2 separate regions of the Mus musculus genome follow, and region 2 is linked to region 1. Evidence: chromatin loops called from intact Hi-C (ENCODE). Cell type or tissue: left cerebral cortex. All regions are shown on one strand.

The links. Hi-C counts contacts between places; a loop is a spot of excess contacts. Peaks named below come from ENCODE experiments on the same cell type or tissue, not always from the same donor. Only the 100,000 strongest peaks of a DNase experiment are listed, where the experiment ranks them.
Region 2: it touches region 1 in a loop (6-fold over the local background); 5 of 42 quality-filtered maps call a loop at or near these places.

The regions. Positions count from the first base shown.
Region 1 is chr6:119,104,665-119,112,664 of GRCm38, forward strand. Cacna1c (calcium channel, voltage-dependent, L type, alpha 1C subunit) reads right to left here and starts at 3,831. Exons shown (of 47, transcript NM_001159534.2): 1 at 3,263-3,831. The coding sequence starts at 3,311. In left cerebral cortex, CTCF peaks have their summits at 3,664 and 4,669; DNase peaks (open chromatin) are centred at 393, 1,297, 1,725, 2,550 and 5 more places; H3K4me3 peaks cover 4,401 bases; H3K27ac peaks cover 3,641 bases.
Region 2 is chr6:119,171,650-119,179,649 of GRCm38, forward strand. It overlaps Dcp1b (decapping mRNA 1B), which reads left to right and starts at 3,604. Exons shown (of 9, transcript NM_001033379.3): 1 at 3,604-3,793. The coding sequence starts at 3,644. It also overlaps a transcript of Cacna1c not described here. In left cerebral cortex, a CTCF peak has its summit at 3,909; DNase peaks (open chromatin) are centred at 3,535, 3,852 and 5,982; H3K4me3 peaks cover 1,604 bases; H3K27ac peaks cover 1,297 bases.

The DNA.
Region 1 (8,000 bases):
ACAAGCCCACCAAAAGCAGTTTGGAGTAGAAGAGGTGATTAAACAAATACTAAATCTTTTCCAAGACTCTAAAAGATAGCTGGGGCAGGGGTACTGGCTTACCACTGTGTTGACAAAGCACTGTTGTTCTTGTGGCATATACTGTAACAGAATGAGTCTCTACTTAATAGGAGATTAATACACATACACACACACACACACACACACACACCATTTTAGGAGAGTGTATAGTCAACATTCCTTTGCATAACACCCGGGGTGAGGTGTATTAAGTCCTATGTGATCTGCTTCCAGAGGCTCCCCTAATTCTCTGGGTGTGCACACGTTTAATCATCATTACATGTGTTCTATGGATTAATCATCATTACATGTGTTCTATGGAAGAAAATAACCAGTGATTCCCTTACAGTGTGTTGGTGGAAAAGCACCCAGCCATTCCCAGGAACAGCATTTGGTATGAAAAAAAAAAGCCTCCTTTCTCCAGCTTCCTCCCTGCAACTTGCAGAGATGGAGAAGCCGATGTCAAGAAGCCTTCTCATAAGCTGCACAGGCTGAGGGGCGGCTCTCGGACCCTTTGAAAAGAGTTAGCTGTGATCATTGTATTATTACCATATTTTAAATGATAATTGCCATCCCCCCCCCCTATGGCTGAATAGTTTAAAGAAAAAGCACACTGTGTTTTCCCCTCCCCTCTGCCTTGTCTCTGGCAGTTAGGGGACATTCTGGGGTTTTTGTGTTAAATGGTTGACTATTAAGAAATTTCACTTGCTAGCTGGAGCCTATACTGGATAATCAACCCAGAAAAGTAGAAGGCTGGAATAGGACCAGAGAGGGTAACAGAAGTGAGGCACAGCTTGCACGAATATAACCTCCAGCCTGAAGCCTGAGAACAGAGCCCTTCCTTCCCTCAGCTTCTAGGCTGTCTCACGGTGCTGGCCTCGGATTTCCACAGTCCGCCCCTCAGCTCACAGGTGCACATACACCACTGAAAATCGGTGAGAAGGAGGTGCATTCGGTTCTTGCAAGCCAGTCAGGAGAGAAGAAAACAGCCACCTGGCAACTTATTTGGTTCTCCACTCTGATTGGTCACTGTTGCTGTTCTGAGGTCATCCCTTGGCTCCTCTTCTCAAAGACCTGCCTTCTGAAACTCTAGCCCCCAACTATGTTTCCTCCGCCACGGAGTTACTAAGCCAGCCACTTCTTGTAAATATTCACACTCCTCCAGGTCTGTCCTTCCCACCTCTGCCACCTTCCCCAACCCTCCCTCAAAAGAAGCCTAGCCAATCAAGAGCAAGAAGGTGGGAGGCAGAGGGGGACAAGGACCCTGGCGCTCTTTTACCTAAGAACCGCATCTAGGGATGGAGGCGAAAGTGCTCCTGTGAATTATGTAACCACTGCAGCTCTGAGGGAGAGGACCATCCAGGTTCTAGAGTGTCTGCTGGCTCTCTGCTGGAAAGGTATAGAGTTCCTGGCCACCGCTGCCTCCTCTTCCCCCTACATCGTTCTCCAGAACCTGTAGGGCTATTGCTCCTGCATTGAATGCCTGCTCCCTGCAAGGGGCTTAGGGATGCCATCGAGAAGCAAAGTAGCAAGAGAAAAGAAGCAGAGTAAGAAAGTAAGCTAAGAAGGGCTTTACCCTACACTACTAGGAGACCATGCCAACTATGGGCATACCTGTTTTACAAAGATGTCTTGCCCTGGGTAGTGACAGATGGGACAATACTGCTGGGTTCTCCTCTGCCAACTTGCTTAGACTGAGGGCATGGGCAGAACCTGAAAAAGCTAGCCCACCCCCACTCTACAAAAATATCACCCTTTCCTCTATGTCTCATCTCTCCTCCTCCTGAACCAACCATAACTCCATCAGCTAGGAAAGGGATTTGAGGACAGAGGCAGGATAAGGGCAGGTAATCCAGGCTGCCCGTATGGCATAAAAAGACCTAGTACCCATGACCCTGGACAAGTCTTTCTTCTTAAGGAGGACAAAATCCCAATGCTGCCACCCAAGACAGAAAGCAGAAAGCCAGCTGCTTCCAGATGAAAGAAGACCAGCTGTAAAGCCAGCTCCCCGGCAGCCTTAATCTGCAAAGGCAATAGCCCTTTCCCCAAATGGTGACAAAAGGGTAAAAGGAAGAAGGGGCTGGGTACCAGTATCAGGCCTGGAGATTACTTCCACAAGGCAAGGCTCTGGAGAGTCACTAAGAAGTACCCTGGCAAGGCAAGGAAAGACACAATGTGGAAGAGCAACGGTAGCTGCTGAAGGCGAAAGAGAAAGGGAACAGTCAAGCAACGGGGCAGAGAGCCCGTAGAAAGGGCATCTTGGGACTGCAAGACACTTCAGCTTGATCACCTTAACCACTAAGCAATGTCAAAAATAATAACTTGTCGATGGGGACTGGGGAGGAGAGGGAGAAAGTTTCCAAGAAGTGGGGAGCTACCCGAAAGCCATTCACCATTAGAGGGGAGCTGATGACACTTGATGCCCAGGATGGAGATGCTTAGAGAACACTAAGTATGGAGCCTCAGAGCTAGTCACACCCTTTCATGATTCCCTGAAAACATGGAAAAGCAAAGCCCACACATCACTGAGGCTTCTAACCGCTTTCCATCCTCAGGTGCGAGTCCACACTGGGGTGCTAACAGTAACACACCCGGCACCCGGCGTGGGCTCGCTCGGGGTCAATGGCAGTGGAGAGGTGGGCGGTGTTGAGAAGCCGAAGAGCCTGAGAGCCTGGAGAGAGGAGGCGCGCTGAGACGCACAGCTGCAGCCCCCGCCCCCACCCCCACCCGCGACCCGGAGCGCACTGCCCGAGGAAGTGGCGTCGGGAAGAGTGGACGTGGGGCAGCCTGGGGGGCCACCGGCGCGGGGCTGGTCTCCGTAGGGGTGCGCGCGAGAGCGCGCGTTCCCTGCCGCGCCCCAGCAAAGCAAGGGACCCCGAAGCAGCGGCTCCTCGGCTCGCCGTGGCCAGACTGGCCGGCCGGCTTTCGAGGCAAAGGCGAGAAATGCAGGCAGCGCCGACACTTGGGGAACTTTCCCCCTCGCTCGGGATTTCATGGGAACCACATGCTCCGAAGAAGCCCGGCCGCGGAGGGGGAGGGGCGGGAATTTTCCGCTCCGGCTCGCACGGCGGCTCGGCCGGCTCCCGCGGGCTCCCGCGCGCGGGGTTGGCGCCCCTCGCGAGGCACGCGGCGAGGGCCGCTCCACCGGGACCCGCCGTGGGCAGCGCGGGCGAGCCCGGCGAGGCGCTGGGGTCCCGCTTACCTTGGTGGTTTTCCTCTGGAACGTACATCCTCGTGTTTTCATTGACCATTGGCCAAAAACTGCTTGGAAAGGAGAAGCCACAAAGAGGAAGAAATGCAGCAACAGCCGCGAGCGGCTCGGGATGGATCCCTCCTCCGAGGCCGGCGGCTCTCGCGCAAATCCAGGAACCCGTGGATCCGCAGTGGTTCTTGCTCCCTTCGGGTGATTACCTGATCCCCATTATTGCACCAAACACCAAAAACTGCTGCTTTCCACTACCGCCTCCTTTCGTGAGATTGTAATGCATCCTCAGTACATCCGGGCCCCTTCCAAGAATTTAGCACCGCACCTCTGGCGGCTACACCATTTGAAAATAAAAATGATAAGAATAATAAATGGAGAGGCAGAGCGAGAAGAGGCGCAAAGGCGAGGCGAGGGAAAGCGGCGGGCCCGCGGCGCCGGGTGGACCCCGAGCCGCCAGGGGGCCCGAGGCGTCTCCGGCCCGCCCAGGGCGATCGCCGCGAGGCCCCGACCCGCGATCTTCGGCGACGGCAGCCGCGAACACCTGAGGGCGAGCCCGCGGGAAGCGTCGCCGCCGCCGCCGCCACTGCCGCCGCCGCTCCGGGCCGCGCCGCGCCGAGCGCCGTTCTGGCAGGGAGCTGTTTCTGCAGAGGCAGCGAGAGGGAGACACCGGGCGCGAGAGCGCGGCGCGGCCTCCCTCCTCCCTCCAGCCCCGCCGCGCCCGCGCCCGCCCCTGCCCGCGCCCGCCCGCCCGCCCGCCCGCCCGGCGCGCCGGAGCAGACGAGCTGAACGCTTCCAGATGTGGCGGCGGCGCGCGGCGGGGACCGGAGCCCGAGTGGAGCGGCGCCGCCACGCGAGAACCCCCTGGCTTCGCGACGGCGGGGAACGAGCCCAGGAGCGGACACACCTCCGAGAGCCCGGCTGCAAGACCTCCACCCTCCCGAGGCCCCGCGGCCACCGCGCGTCCCTGGGGGGGTGGGGGGGGGCGCCACGCTAGCAAGGCCTGGGAGGGGAATCCCGGCAACACGAACTACAATGTGCCCAACTCCCGGCCCCTTTCACATCGACCGGACGAAACAGCAAAATGAGCCGTGATTCTGTTGATCGATTACAATCAGAGCGGTTGTAGAAGTGACACACACAGGCAAGGATGGGCAGATGGGCGGGGAGAGAGAGAGCCCAAGAGGCGGAGCCTTGTGGGCAAGGCAGCAGTGGTGCCCAGATGTCTGAGAACATTAACACAGCCAGGTTTGCTCTCTCCTTGGGGTCAGGCGAGCACGTGTTCTGCCAGTGTCTCCTTACCTACTTCTCTTAATTCTGCCACCCTGGCGGGGAGCTATGAAACACTTCTCCCTGACTCTCGCTGTCACAGTAATATGTATGGCACCTCCTGCACGCACGACCCTCTAGATGGGGCTGGTGAGCCCATTCTAGAAGGGCCTACCACTGGGAAACCAGATCTAAATATCAACCCTTAGAAGACTTCACGCCCTGTCTCCAGGTTCCCTAAAAGACCCTATCATCTACGTGGCTTTAAGCACGGCTAAGTGTCAGCTGCAAATCTCCAGTTTAGACCTTCCTTCTCACCCATAGGCCAGCCAACCTGCCCTCTCCACTTGAGAATCAAACCTTATATGTCCAGGCCTGCTTCTCACACAGCCTTCCCCCAACTCAGCTGAAGAACCCTGGAGACACCTTGACTTGATCTCCTCCACCGCTTCACATCAGTATATCTCGGAATTCACCTCAGACAGAACAAGGCAGTGTAACCTTCCCTGGCTTTCTCTGCTGCCACCTTCCATGGCTGAGCCAAAGTTCTACCTCTGGCGCTCTGCAGTAGCTGGTTCTCTATTTACCCTCCTCTCCTCGGGTTCGTTCGGTTGGAACAATCCACTTCAAAGGGTGCGTCTAACCCAGACCCTCCAGTGGCCTCTGTCATTTTAGTGACAGTGACAGTATCCTACAAGGACTGCAGGAACAGCTAGGGACGACGTCCATCACACACTTTCCAACTGCTGTTCCTCCTCGCTGTTCCTCCAGAAATGATCCCCTCGCCTGCACTCACACCCTGCACACACAAACCTCTTTCCCCTGTTCTTAGTCTTACCCTGAGTAAACACTGCGACCTGCCTACCCCCAGCAAAGACTCCTAGTACTGTTTTCTCACTGCGTTTCTTGGAGCAACATCTGGTAGGTAGTGGGTACCTAATACATTCATGCTGAGTGAGTGAATGAAGGAATGAAGGAATGTCCCCAGAAGTACCATTCGCTGCATCATCTCAAGATGCCTCCCTGGTCACTGCTTGAGACCCAAAACCTTACCAACTCCTCATTTTCCCTAAATTAAACTTAATGGTGATCTAATTGTTTGTTGCTGCTCTAAGGGGTGTGTCTTTGCCATCCTGGTCTGTGATTACTCAACTTGCAACCTCCAGTGTGAGAAAGAAAATTAGAAATTACACAGTCCCATTTGGGGAGCTTGTTGGATTGTATCTCAAGGGCAAGTGTGACTGATTGTATAAGCCAATAATAAAATTGGTCTGCAGTCCCATTGCACCCTGTGGCACAAGAAGAGTGATGGCTCATATTGTCACATAACTCTGTGCCAACCATGGAGCAATACTCTACAGGCGTTGCCTCACTGGCTCCACGCTGCTACATCATAAGGTAGGAATTATTGTCTCTATTTTATAGATGGGAGAGACTGACACAAGTGCTCCCTGGCCAGGGACACCCAACTGGGACCTCGTCAGGGAGAACCTGACACCAAATTCATTTTCTTGTATTTATCTTGCTCTCTGCTGAGCAGGGTGGCCAAGGGTGACACGGGGGGCGGGGGGGTAGAGCTGCAAGAGCTGACTAGAGAATACACTTCACAAAATAGTCTGGGATGGAGAACCAAACCTTGGCGTGCTGGGGTCCCTTGTTTGATTGACAGCCTAACTTTCCTGTAAGTAGGCAAATACTATCTCCCTGCTGCTTTCGTTTCATTTTTCTCTCCTCTTTTCTGCTGTTAGTGTGTTCTTTTCTTTCCAAAAAAAAAAAAAAAAAGTGTTTCCTAAGTATTTGGTCTTCAAAGCACGCCCATGTCTCACTTTCTAACTTTGGAAGCCAGCCCTGGGTGTTCTTTTGCAAGGTAACAAATTCTCCACCCACCAAAGACCATTTAGAATTGGGATGCAGGGTTGTGGGGGGAGGTTTGGGGGGGGGTAGCCACCTGCTTCTCTCCCTGAGAGCTTTGACCCTGGCTACAAGTGTTGTCTTTTCCCTGTGCCAGGCCTGCCACACAGTATTGGACGTGGGCACATGCCCCCCCATCCCCAAGACACACACACACACACACACACACACACACACACACCTTCCATGTCTTAAGAAAGTGAACTGTGCTCCTTCCTATACACTGCGCTTTGTACATATGGAGGCTCTTCGTGTACAACTTACTCAGGATAAGATTCTACTCCATGCCCACAAATGTTTCCTTTGGAAGAAATTAAGGGTACATACAGTGAGCAACTTAATTGCAGTGTATTTGTGTGAGTGGGGAAACCTGAAAATAAGCTAAACATAAGGTTGATTAAATAATACTATTTCAAAATCATTTGTGTCATGTGTGTATAGTTGCTCGCATAGCCCTGTGAGGTGCTTCTGTTTACCATGCCCCGAGGGAGAAAACGAGGTTTGTTCACTTGCTCACGTTTTTGACAGACAGAAGTGTGGGATTCAAACCCCAGCGATCTCAGCAGTCTGTCTTCCTCCACCTGTCTCTTAGCCACTCTACATATAAACTAGGGCTGTGACATAAACATAGAAAAATCCAACTGACACAAGCAATACTACAGAGAAGTATTAGTGGTAAGGAAAAACCAGTAACGAAATATCTCATTATGTATGGTTCCCTTTTTTAAGGATGTGAATTCTTGAACTAGAAAAAAAAGGTATTGGGGTGGCGGGGAGTCCCATCAATTTGCTGGCAGAAACTCCCTGGTGAGCTACACAAATAAGTCAGGTTTTTCTCATCTTTCTTCTTGTCTGACCATAGGTATGGGAGCCAGGCTACCATGCAGGTACATCCCAGTCTTAGGAAAGAGGACCCTGTTGCCTTGCACTAAAGGACAGAAGCTGAGCCCCAAGGTATCCTTCTGCCCACCTGACAACCACTTTCCCTCAAGGCTCCACCCACCTGCAGAAATTTCCTTTAATGATCAGTGCTGTCAACCTGACAGAGTCACTTCTGTCAGAATTCTTCATGTGGGCCTGGAGGGACTAATTAAGCTAGGTTAATCGATTAGAAAAGACCCACCTTTACTCACCTTAAATGTGGACCATGATGGAGGAGGCTAGAGAAGCAGGATTCATATCTCTCTGCTTCCTGATGCTGATGCTCTGACCAACTGTCTCGAGCTTCTACAGCCGTGCCCCCCTCAACAATGATGGACTGTACCCTCAAACCGTGAACCCAAATAAATCTCTCCTTCCTTAAATTACATCGCCAGATGTGTTGTCACAGCAACAAGCCTAAAAACCTGAAGCATTCCCTGATCAATGTTTCAACCCCAAGTGTACTGTTCCATCCTCGATGGCACCAAGGTGCTAATCACTCTGCTGGTGGCAGAGGTCTATGGGCAAGGAGGTATCGGGGACAATCTAACATCAGCCTTCATGGGTGACATCCTGTTATTTAATTCCTAATGCATGGGACTGATCGGTAAATGGAGAAAAGGGAAGGAGAAGTCAG
Region 2 (8,000 bases), 67 kb after region 1:
GTCAACCAGTTCAGGTTTTGTTCAATAGAATTAGCATTTTCTAAATTTCCATAATCCACAGGCACTGGACCACGGGGTCCAGAGACAACAAAGGGCATGAAAACCAAACACACATGAAATAAAAATGTTATTGTATGAAGTCTGTACTTATTTGCAAAGAAACTCTAAGCTAGGTCTGTGCGAATGCAAAACCTGTTTTTAGGCTCTCTGTAAAAATCCCCTTTTATCATGATAATTCTTATTTTTATCCTTTTTAGAATTATAATTATATATGTCATATAAATACATTAATAGCTCTAACTCGGGGCCTACTAAGTTAAGTGCCACAAGAAAAATGACAATGGAGTACATGAAGGTCTCAAAGGCAGAAAGAGCTCCACAGAGAAAGGCAGTGAGTGAGCTCTCTGGGAAAATGTCATTCAAGGAGAAGGCGAGGAACACAGATGACAGTGTGCAAGGGACTTGGGTGAAAACTGCCAAGCAAGGCAAGGTTGAACAGAGGTGGGCATTTCCTTCCTTAAGACCAGACAAAGACGGTAGATAAATCCTTCACTAAGACTTACCTGTGAATCTCTAAGCAGGTGGCAGGATGCTCTTTTACTCCTTGTATGTGAGGTCAGGCCTGGGAAAGGCAAGGTGCTGAAAAAGTCATGGAGAAGGCATGAACAGAGTTCATGCTGTGCACTCTATAAGCACCCTGTGACTGGGGCTGAATTGGTCACTAGGGTGATAAGGCCTGGGTGTGTTTATGAGTATTTCTGATACCATAATGGCTCCTGCCTTGCCTGGCTTCTCCAGTGGGCTCAAAATAGCCTGTCCTTTGGAAAGTGGGATTTATTCATCTCTCTTTCAACATGGACAGACCTGAAAAATTAAGAGAAAAGTGGCCTGTGGGGACAAGGGGGGAAACTAAGGAGAAAGCAAGCAATGACCCACTGAAAATGAGGAAGGCACACAGCAGGATCTGCATACTCATGCCACTAAGGCAGGGCTCAAGGATTAGCCAGAAAATTCTACTTTACCCTTAATGCAAATTAAACTATGTTTATGTTCTGAACAGTGCTATCCTCCAAGCAAAACAGCCACTGTGCCTACTTCTGAGAGTTCATCACAGTTGGGCCCATGGACATCTCCTCCAGGAAGGAGGGACATGGTATGTCAAGGGACCTTCAACTATAGTGTCCAGCCATTTATATGTAATTTTTCCTAATGCCATATGACCTTAGGGTCTCATGAAGGGTCTGGAGCATATAGGCGTGGGATGAAGAAAGGGATTTATCTCGGTTACTGAGGACACACTGACATCACCAATGCTGTGTAAAGGCTTTGCAGTGCTACTGCTTCAAGACCACCCATGCTCTCTGTCAGTAAAATTAATAAACTCACTGGCTGCCCAAGGTGAGTTTTGATGGAATCAAAATTTGCTTTGCTGTTGGGACCTTATGAGTAGGTTGTAGACATTGTCTCTGCGAGGAAGGAATTTGAATGACAATCTGACTTTTAGAAGCATGTGACCAGAAGCACAGAACTCAGTGGAACCAGCAGTAAGTGAGTGGGCTAGCCTGCAACACTATGTAGTCAGCTTTGTGGGGCCACTTGAAGGGAATAGAAAGCCATTAGGACCAAGTATAGACAACATGGTTTTGTTCTGTTTCTCAAACGGCAAGTCACATTCCTTCAGTGGATCATGAAATCAACTTTAGAGTCAGAGTCAATATTTTTAAATAAAAAGTGTGTGTGTGTGTGTGTGTGTGTTCCCTGCTATCCAACTGTTTATGTATTTATTTATAACAAATAATATCTGTGATGGTTGGTTTTAATGTCAACTTGTCACAAATTACAATCACATGAGCAGGGAACCTCACCTGAGAAATTGTCCTGATGGCCTTGATTCATTGGTTAATGTGCAAAGATCTACTCCAAGTGTGGACAGTGCCTTCTAAGTGCAGCCCGGATAAAAAGATTGTGTGACAGAAGGAAGATTTTTTTTTACCTCTTGCTTGCTGGCCTTCCCTATTGCCACAGGCTTGGTTTGATGCTGATACTGTTATGAGAACCAGTGTTTCCAGGCTTCCACTGTTGAGTAAGGACCAGCAGCTGCCCAGATACCCAGGTATTCAGTGCCATGTTAGAACTCGTGAGGCACTCAGCTTTATGCACTGAGCAACTACCAGATTCTCATCATCCCAAGTGTAAACTGACTTAATAAGTCACATAAATGAACAAGTCCTAGCCTCACAAAGACAATGTAATGGTACAAGGGATGCCACTTTAATGATCTGTTCATGTAACTATAAATATCCTTTGATGATATATCAAAATTTGACAAAGTGCAGTTTCTTGAAGTCCTATCACCCTTTCATACTTTGTGGGACACTGAAATCCACTGATCCACATTCGCCTTGAATGGATCTCCTACCTGTATGTGAGTTTGTGACACCATTTTATTATCTGAAAATCATTGAATGACCGGGCTAAGGGAGCTATATCTTTCAAATGTTGACAGTTCCCATTAGAGTATAATCTTTTAGAAGTGTACTCATTGATAGCACCACAGGTCTCATCTGAAGAGACTTAAGTATTGAGACAGTCAAGCTCATGGCCCATTTTTTTAAAAATTAACCTAAAAAATTATCATTAGCAACAATACCTACCCCTTGATTTCTTGAAAGAAACAGGAAAATCTTAGTTTTGAAAAAGCCTGTCCAGAATCTATCTGAATAGCCATAAGTTTGTTCATCTTTCTTTCATGTTAAACTGATGCTCTGTGGAAGTAAAATTAAACCCCTGGGCTGGGTGGTGGCACACCCCAGTAGTCCTAGCACTTAAGACCCCAAGGCAGGAGGAGCAAAGACTGAAACCTGCCATAGACTCTGTCTCGAGAAACAAGCCCTCCAACCCCAGCAAAACCTACAATAAAACCACAAATTCAGCCCATCTCAAGTGCAGAACATATTTGCCTAGAGGCAAATATGGCGTGCAACAGCTCTGCGTTATCCATTCTTTCTAATTTTTCCCCCACATTAATTTAAAAAATATACCCAAAGATTGTTTTTTTTTTTTTTAATTTAGTACTTTGACCAAGGGACGCCTGGCTTCAGCTGCTCAGACAAGTTTTCCAGAGAATAATGCACAGCGGCAAGAATACACCGGCTAGTGGTGCAGTTTGGGGCCTCCCTTGGTTCTTTACCGGTGCAGTCGTCCTTTTGCACACATCATGCAAGTCTCAGAATTGTCATGGACAATCATAACCTTGCAGGCCTCTGAGGCACTCAGGAAATCCCTCACGGATATTGGGGAGCCCCATTTAAGAATTCTCAGAGTTCTTTTTGGAGTGACTATGTTTGATTGGTCATCGAAGAGCCAAAGAAGAGCTCTGCAAAGGCGTGGGCCGTATTCAAGAAGGAAATGGGCACAGCTCAGAGGCTCCTGAAGAAAGAAATAGATAAAACGGGCTTCCTTGAGCAGGGCTGAGCTTCCTGTTGCCAAGGCGACGATCCTCCGCGAGAGGACCCGGCCATCGATTAGCGAAGCCTAGCCCGGGTCCCCAAATGCCGGAAGGTCGCCCCGCCGCGCTCGCTCGCTCGCTCGGCGGTCGATTGAGGGGGCTTCCTGAAGGCTGGGCAGGAGGGTGGGTGGGAAGATGGCGGCCGCGGCGGCAGGTGGCCTGCCTGGGAAGGGACACGATATCAGCCTGGCAGCCCTGCGGCGCCACGACCCCTACATCAGTCGCATCGTGGACGTGGCCAGCCAGGTGGCTCTGTACACTTTCGGCCATCGGGCCAACGAGTGGGTGCGTGCGGACGCCGCGGCCGTGCGGAAGGCGGGGCGCGGACAGGGCGGGAGATGCTGGGCACGGCTAGGCGGGCGGGGGCCGGTCCTGGTGGAGGGCGACCCGCGGGTCCACCAGCAGGTGGGGGACGAGGGACACAGAAGGTGTGGCCGGCTCCGCTGAGTGCGGGCCACGGGCTTTGAGATCAGAAGACAGAAGCTCTCCGGCAGCGGAGGGCAGCCCGGAAGCCCCAAACTTAGATAAGTCCAGCCTCGCGGAGGAGGAGCAGCCGGAGTGCGAAATGCAGGGCAGGCACCCACCTAAGAGCAAGCGTGGGAGAATAAAGAGGAAATGGACATGGGTGGGACACCCCAGACTTGGATGTAGGAGGCCAGGGTTGGTAACCTAACCATTTCAGTCCATTTCCAACAAGACCGAGTCCCAGCCTACAGTAACTGGATGAAGTTTAGTTTTCCACACAACTAGACTGGAATTGCAACGGGAGACCAATTAGTTCTGGCCTAGGCATTGGTTCTTATCATTTATAAACCATCCCTTTGAATATATAAAAGTGTCATTTCCTCCTCTTTTGTGACTTTTGTCCAAATATTCATCAGTATATAACCAATGCTTTTAATAAGGTTCATTGGGTGTATGGAAAACACCTTGCAAATTTTCAATTTTTTTCCCCCGGTGTGTTCGCCAAGACTGAAACAAACATCAAGATTTATGCAAAGAAAACTTTCATTTTTGAGCAGATTTATGATTAAGTAGGCTGTAATAAGAACGACCCAAAAACCATGCACACAAAAGAATGAAGAAAGTTCTTGGACGTGGAGCTTGGGGCAGGCACCTGCTTCATCCCCAACACCCCTGAAACAGGGCCGGGAATCTTTTCCGATAGTTTTGTCCGAGTTCTTAACTGAAGTGAGGCAAAGAATTCATGTCTGTTCTCCTAAGAGCCAAACCTGAAGGGGAAATCTGCAGAGATCCATTGTTCTGAATATCCCTAGTTTGATTAATTGAGGCTGTCTTTCTTGGACACCAGAGGAAATTACACTATGGGCCTATATAAGTAAAGGGAGTTTCCCCACTGAAATGTTTCTCTATTTATGTGAAGATACTGTACATAAACGTGCTTCACTTCTCTAGGTCAATGTTTCTCAGCCTTCCAAATGCTGGGACTCTTTAATACAGTTCCTCCTGTTGTGGTGACCCCTAACATAAAATTATTTTCGTTGCTACTTCTTAACTGTAATTTTGCTACTCTTCTTATTGTAATGCAATTATGTTTGGAGATAGACGTATGCCAAAGGGGTTGCAACCTATTAGTTGCATGCCCTCTGCCTGGACTGGCCTCTGCCTGCCAATCCACACCTAATATTATGGAGGTAATTCAGTTAGTATACATGGAGTAGGACCCAGTAAGAGTTAGTGGGGTAAGTTGACTCGGCAGGAGGCTCAGGCTAGAAGATCAGAAGCCGTTGAAATGTACAGTGCACCATTCCCACCCCTCGGTAGCAGTTTTCCTAACGCCTCTTCACAGTCCTGTGTGGCAGAAACCGTTTTAAATCCCTACAGAGGTGGACCAAACGCCCAGTGAAGGCCAGTGTCACATTGCATTATTTACAGGAGTTTTGTTTTCCTGCTTCCTCGACTTGTTTTCTTCAGACAGGATATAATTCACTCAGTAAAAGGTCATTTCTTTTCAAAGCCCTGATCTCCTAGGCTGTGGTTGCCTGGCAAAGGAGAGAGACTTAGTTCAACAATAGAGCAGTCTCTGGGGGCAATCAAGTCATCACTGCTGTTTCCCCGTGCTGTATCACTCAGGTCTCCGGATGAAAGCCTTTCCAGTGTAAACCTAATAAGTATAAAAATATCCTTAAAAATGAAAGGGAAGGGATTGGCACGAAGACGGGTGAGGTACAGGCAGGGAGTCCTTATCACATTGGAAGTCGACGTCGGGTGTTGAGAGGAAGAAGGAGGAATGCACAGAGAGTGAGGGTCAAGGGACCGGGGATCAGTGAAGTGGTAGAGCATGTGATTAGCATGTGGAGCCTCATGTGATTAGCATGTGGAGCCTGTGCTCAGTGTGTGCACAGCCCTAGTTTAATCCCCAGAACACACGTATACTCACACAAAGGATTAAGATAGTTCTGCCATGACTAGAATAGGAATTTTAGAACTAAATTTACTCCTCTCTGCCAGGAACGAATCCTTCCCCAAAATACCCAATGTGTCGATGAAGTCTACAGCTGGTCAGACCATTTGTTCTCAGCTGGATTTGATTCCCCGCACCCCCCTCCACACACACACACACCCCGGTGACGATTGGCAATATCAGGAAACTTTGAGGATGAAGGTGTTGGTGGCATCTGCAGAGTAGAAGCAGAGGTGTCGCCAAATGCCGTGCAGTGAGCAGGCATTATATAGTTAGTCTAAAATATGCACAATGCGAAGCTGGAGGCGTGTCTTAGAACCACAAGTGCCCCTTATTTTCAGGTCACAATCCTGAATTTTCTGTGAATCAGTTACAGTATGATGGCTTTGCTGCTGCATACATGACGGAGAGAGACGGCTTCAGAAAGATGAAGTGGGCCCACTTTTGATTATTTTAACTTAGAATATTCAGTAAAGTTGAGATTGATTTCAGTTGTCCCAGATGTGTCAATGTATTTACTTCCCATAATTTATGAAACAGCATTATTTATGCGCTTCATTATTTTGAATAGCAAACAATTCTGTGTGTATATATGTGTGTGTGTATGTGTGTGTGTGTTACCTTTATTTTCAGAACACTCCAGAGCTGAACTTAACAAATTTAAGTCTGCCTTACTTAAAGGATCTGAGGAGACTAATTGCTATACCTTAAATCCACTAATTTGTACTGAAAGGACAAAAAAAGAAAAGAAATTTGGCTGCCTTTGAAAGTCAGTCTGAGGTGCAGATCTAGCAACAAAATACATTTCCAGAGCTGCTGTTAGCCAAGCAAGAGCTCTTAAAATACGGCTTTTTTTTCTAATTATTAAAAGATTTGAGTTGTGTAAGCCAGTTACCCTTTTAATGGAGAAGATGAGACAACAGTAAATGAATTATCCCAGTGTGATCTGGCAGGAGCCTCACTCCAGGCCCATATTGTAATTACTGAGCCATAATTCCATCCCATGCGTAACTCCAAATAAGACTCAAGTTTAAGAATTGTTTTTGTGAGTTATAGTTAAAATTCTGATTTTGGATTATTCTAAACTAAAGTCATTAAAATTTTTGTTTTTAAAGTAAAGAGAATTTTTGTTGCAAGGGGGAAATACCAGTCAGAATCAATCAGCCTATGTGTGCTGACACTATGAAAGGTCTGAGTTGCATTTCCATGAGAACAGGCCCGGGTCAAATACTGCAGAGCAGGAAACTGCTTTTGGTCTTGTAGCCATGGGGCCCGCTGTGCATGCACAGAAGTGTCTTGCCTGCCTTAGTTTCCCATCAGTGTAACTCATAGTGCCAAGTACTTGGCTTTTGCAATTCCCTTTTAAGGTGTTATGTATTGCCTAAGCTCTTGCCGGTTATGTCAATTCGGCTCAGAGGCCTAAGGCTGTGGTCTCTTAACAGGCTCCCAGGTGACCCTGCTGCTTCTCATCTGGACACCACTCTTCAAAAACCCCTGTACTAAGTCACAGAGAAGACAGTTGTAATCGTGTAGATTACTTGAGAAGATCATGCTTTCAAATCTGTGCCTTTAAAAAATGTTACTCTAATATTATACCTTTCTCTTAAAGAGTATATCTTGCATCAGAATTATAGAGTTTAGTTTTAAATGATCTGGGTAACGAAAACTATGAAATATTAGAGACTTAAGTAGGATAATAGAATGGTGAAGTTAAATTATGTAAATTCCAAAAGCACACATTAAATTCTGAATTAGAATAATCTCATTACTAGTTAAGCAAAGAGCTGCATTGTGGTAATAATGTTGATGAGCAGGAGCCTGGGGAGCCCCAAGTTCCTCCTGTCCTGGAGAAATGGAAGGAAAGCCAGAGAACTCAAACTCTCCTCGAAACTTCACCTCCCCCAGGTTTTCCCTGGCTGTTCTCGAGTCCTAACTTGGTAATAGTTGTGTGTAGTGTTGTTTCACGTCTTTGGCCAAAATGACTCTGCAGTTGTTCATGCCAAAGAGAGAGGTGCTTGTACACTTGAAGGCTCTAGCACAGTGCTTGTCTGGGTAGTAATCAGAGTA